Linked DNA regions of Homo sapiens: region 2 is linked to region 1. A link is a loop called in an ENCODE intact Hi-C map of the cell type or tissue named here. Cell type or tissue: dorsolateral prefrontal cortex. All regions are shown on one strand.

The links. Peaks named below come from ENCODE experiments on the same cell type or tissue, not always from the same donor. Only the 100,000 strongest peaks of a DNase experiment are listed, where the experiment ranks them.
Region 2: a loop joins it to region 1, with 2.8 times the contacts of the local background. A loop is called at or near these places in 4 of 110 quality-filtered maps.

What each region holds. Positions count from the first base shown.
Region 1 is chr4:95,543,642-95,546,141 of GRCh38, forward strand. All of the region lies in intron 1 of UNC5C (unc-5 netrin receptor C), which reads right to left. Among named protein-coding and RNA genes, the nearest start is that of UNC5C, 4.1 kb to the right of the region's middle. In dorsolateral prefrontal cortex, a CTCF peak has its summit at 1,248; a DNase peak (open chromatin) is centred at 2,130; H3K4me3 peaks cover 2,500 bases; H3K27ac peaks cover 2,500 bases.
Region 2 is chr4:95,303,655-95,306,154 of GRCh38, forward strand. All of the region lies in intron 2 of UNC5C (unc-5 netrin receptor C), which reads right to left. Among named protein-coding and RNA genes, the nearest start is that of UNC5C, 240 kb to the right of the region's middle. In dorsolateral prefrontal cortex, no CTCF peak of the experiment used is centred here; a DNase peak (open chromatin) is centred at 1,406; H3K27ac peaks cover 2,500 bases.

The DNA of each region.
Region 1 (2,500 bases):
TTCCCCAAACCCTTATCAGAAATCCTGGGGTGTACCTTTTTTCTGTAATAGTGTTCATGGATTTATGAAAAGTTATCTTTCAGTATCCCTTGAGAAAATAGAAAGTCAAGGACGAGCTTCTTGCAAGGACTTAACTGGGAGTGACTTAACGTGTCATTTTTAGAACTAATATTAGGTTAATTTTCCCAGAGAGAACAGAAGGGAAGAAAAGAGACTGTGGAAGGGAATGAGATTCCCACAGGCTGTTCAGAGAACTGTACTCTGTCCAGGAGTTTACAATGATCTACTCCGCAGCATCTCTTCAGATAGCTCCATTTCTTGCTTTTGGGGAAGCAGTGTCAGCAGCTATCATCACTCTGAGTTCAAAATTATTGACCTTTAGTTTCTTTTACATCTAGATTTCTTTGCCAACGGTTTGTAGAATTGAAAGTCAAGGAATAATACTTATTTTCTATGAGCTAAAAGCTGCTCTAATTGTAACCTGTAGTATATATTATCCTCATTTTTACATATGAGGAAACTAAGGCACGGAAACGTTAAATGTCTTGCTCATAGTCACACAGCTGGAGGTGCTGGAAGCAGTATTAGGAAACATTGGTAATCACTATGTTAACTGACAGAATGGGCATACACCATTAACAGCTCTTAGCCTGTGCCTCCCCAGAGCCAGATGAAACTTGCATTAAATCTAAGTAAAATGCTGTTGCAACGCAAACTTAGCTTCAAGAACATACAACTTCCAGCCAAATCACTGCTCCCACGTTCTTCTGTGTAGAAATTTTAGAACCCCCCACCCACCACTCACATTAGAATCCTAGCTTCACCTATGTTTACTATCTTCGGATGTCTGAATCCAGAAAGTACTATACCTGTGTCCGCTTTTATACTTAAGAAAGTGAATTATAATTCCATGGTTCTACTTCTGTCTTCCTGTAGGGCTTAAACTGCCTGGTTACATTCCGTTTCTAACAAATAGCATTCAGCCTAGGATGCAATATGAGTGCACAATAATTGCTTAAGAACTTTACTTCTAATACCATACTCTATCCATAGAAGCCATTGTTTCTAATTTGTGAGGAAATGTGAACAGGTTTGTTTTTAACTGCCACAAATATAAAAGTCAAACTAAAAAAATATGTAGGCTAAAACTTCAAGGCAATAGCACTGGCTCAATCTCAACCCCCACAATTTTCCCCATTATCTTCCTAAAGTGGTTGCAGCCTGTAATTTTAATGTTTCTTCTGAGAGTGACTCCCTCTGCTGCTTCTGCAAAGCCATGACCTAAATCAGAAAAGTGTTAAACGCAGTTAAGGCCTAATAGAGCACACTTGCTGTTGGCACTAATTGGAGAACCTAGCATACATTAGAGAACAGTTATGTTTAAGTCTCAACAATAATTCTAAATAAGCTAACAGGGTTTACTTAGCAGAGCTCATGCCTTGTTCATGTCCTTAGGGGGGGTTGCTTAAAATAGACCCATACAAGTTCTGACTAGGACAACCAGCTCCAAACTACAATAGGAGGTGTTCGAGGACCCTGTCTTATTTAACTCTTTACCCTCAGTATCCAGAATACAGGAGTCCAGGGAGTCAATAAATGTCAGTTATAATCTAATGATTCCTAATTCTTTGCAAGTGTTTGAAAAGTTTATTCTTTGAAGATTTTAAGCATTCTCTAAGCTAGAATACACAAAATTATTTTTCTAAACAGAAGTAAACTAGCCTACTTTTCCTTATTGCATATTCCTAATGTGAATTCATAAACTTTCTGTACTCCTACAATGAAAAAGTATACGATAGAATTGTAATGAACTTTAGTTGTCTTCACTGTTGACTGTCTATTTGTACCACACCAATATGCAAACATGCATAAAGGAATTTTTACTCTTTTGTAGGAAGACATATGTTATTTAAAAAAAAAAACTATGAATTAAGATAATAGGGAATTATCCCAATCTAATTAGAGACTTCAGTAATTTTTTGTCCTGAGTTTGGTGGTGTTAACACTCATAACACTAGTTGGAGCTAGATAAGCAGCATATCAATGCTGTGTAGCCCAGATAAAATGCATTTATAAACCAGGAGGGTCCTAATTCAGAAGCACACTGATCTCACACACACGCGCGCGCGCGCACACACACACACACACACACACTGCCTTTTACTAGTAAAATCTTTCATTCTTGGAAGTCACAAACACTACAAATTCCCTGGAGCTAGGAGTTCCCAGCAATCCTGAATGAAACAATTAGGGCATAGCCAGAAAGGAGAAAGTTGTTGCCTACAGCCTAGAGAATTTCCCAAGGACCTATTGAAAATGACTGCTGCCTAAACCACAGTTACAAAACTCAGTACACTCACAAATAATGCCTATTCTATGTTTTATCTTAAATATCTGTTGTTTCCTTGATTATCTCTGAAGATATATATACATACTTCTAATTTTTGCAGTACTTCAGCAACAGAATAAAAACCTCATCCACATTGTAAAGTGCTTAAAG
Region 2 (2,500 bases), 240 kb before region 1:
AATGAGCGAGACTTTGTCTCAAAGATTTTCAGTTTCTTCCTAAAAGCCATGGATATTACTAAAGTGTTTTAAGCAAGTAGATGACATGATCAGATGAGAATTAAATATATACATATATGATATATAAAATAGATATGTGTGTATGTGTATGTGTACATGTGTATATCTGTGTGTATGTGTATGTGTATTCAATTCTTTATAGTTTAATAAGTTCATAAAAGTTATAATTTCTCAAAATGTTTGATTATAGGTGACAGGAGAGGGTATATTTTCTGGAACTCCTTAAAAACTGTATTTTAGAACTTTCCTTAACACCTAGAAAATATTCAAATGACTAAACACACTCAGGGAAATGAACAACTACCCAATGGGAGTAGGAGCTGTCCCACTGGGGGAACAAACAATATTTCCTATCAAGAGCTGATGAGGCTTGTGTCATAGAAACTACTAAGCTCATAGGCCCATTAATGACTAGCTAAATGGTAATGAAGCCCAAGACGGTGGGTTTTATAATCCCAAGGCGTGACAGGATCCTAAGGGGCAACTCTATTGTGAAAAGCTTATGAAGTACATTCAAAATTATTTCAATGTTTTGAAAATTAGCAATCCTTGTATGTTTATATATTAACCAGTTTAAAAAGAATTTCCAAGTAAGTGGCATATTCCAATCCATCACCCTTCTATGGAAAGAAGATTAGTAGATTATGTTAGCCAATGTCTAACTAATGTAACAATCCTCTCAGCAACAATCCTAGGCCATTAACAAATAACACCACTTTGCCTCCTCTTTCCTGGTCCCTACTCAGGCCTCTCATTTTCTTATCTTATTGTATTTTTTCACATTATTCCAATTCTGGAAATCTATGGGAAGATGGAATCACAACCTCTTTCCCCAGTCCCCATATCTTTCTCTCTCTCTCTTTTTTTCCCCCTACTCTCTGATGTTTGATGGTTTTTCCCTGCTTTACTTATTTATACATTCCCTCTTCATGGGGAAATTCAGTTACTGGAAACAAACCTCTTCCTTTAAGATTACTGTAGTAACTTACAGTCACCAAAGGGCTGATAAATTTGCAATATGTGTTTCCTTAGAACTATAATGGTTCTTTATACGATGCAGAGCAGCAACTAATATGCTCAGGATATTACAACCACATCCAAATATTTGGTGTCCCAAGATGATAACTTCAGGTCTCATTCTCCCCCACTTTTACTTAAAGCAATTACAGGAAGCCTAATTAAATGCTTGAGGAATTCAGTAGGTCCACTGTATCCTTTAGCTCAAATAGGCTCATGGATGGTTCTACTGACCACAAATCTGAAGCCTTTTTAAAAGCCACAGACCAACCCTCCTGCTACAGGAGTTATTCATAGTCTGAATGCTCTGAATTGTTTGGCTCAGGCTCCCTGTGGGCACTGGAGTCAAGCACACACTGATTTTTGTATTCAGCTTCACAGATGTCCCATTCAGGAGGAGCTGAGTTGTGTACAGTTGTCCTATTACATAGCCCAAAGTTTACATTCCAACTTTTGGTCAACAACACAAGAATAAGAAAGAACTGAAGCATGAAGTATCTAAATACTTATGACTCAGAAGAATTCCGTAGAATTGACTGCATTATTCAGACTCTGAGCTACTTGGTTACATGCCATATTTTCATAACCATAGGTAAGTTTATTACCTATGAGAGTTTGTTCATCAGACCAGAGCCTAGTGGTTTGGGTAAAAGTAGATAATATTTTTTCTCTTTGAACCTATAATTTCAAATCTGCTTGAAGTCTGGAGATGGAAAAAGCAAACTACCTTGAATTTGAAATGCCATCAGCATTACTTCTAAGGTGGGTTGCTTTGAAGAGCATTTGGGAACCTGAAATTGGTTTCAGGTTATTTAAGGGTGGGGGAAATGCTTTGGTCTACAGGACTTACTCAAATACAAATGTGTAGTTTCCATCACATCTGATAACATCAAAGATTTCCCATCATGCTGCTTCCTTTAATAGTGGCATCTCAAGGATGCATGCTGTTTGAAGTTTGCAGTGATTTGTTTTTATAATAGGATTTGTTGTAGTTTGGGAGCCAGAGTGCAGGAAAGTAATTAGCATGTTATTCCAAGAAGTCTTATGATGAGTATGAGTGTGCACTTGTTAATAATACATTTCAAATGAATATAGAAATTCAGATTCAAATGCAACCCTCTGATTGGATCTTTGTGAGGTCATACATGAATATGGCAATAAGACCTGATAATGACATGACATTTATTTCTTATTTTTAGCATATGCTTAATTTCATAATAGTGGTAAGGCACCACAAATACTGTTTTTCTAGGATACTACCATAAAGTGAGCACAAATACATGCTTAATCCAATTAAATGATTACTTAAAATAATATCTGTATTTCCCCAAAATGTAATCTACAGTGCTATCAAATAAAGTAAGTATTAAAGTCCATTAATAACAGATATTATGCTAAGTTGCAGAAATGTAAGGATGAATCA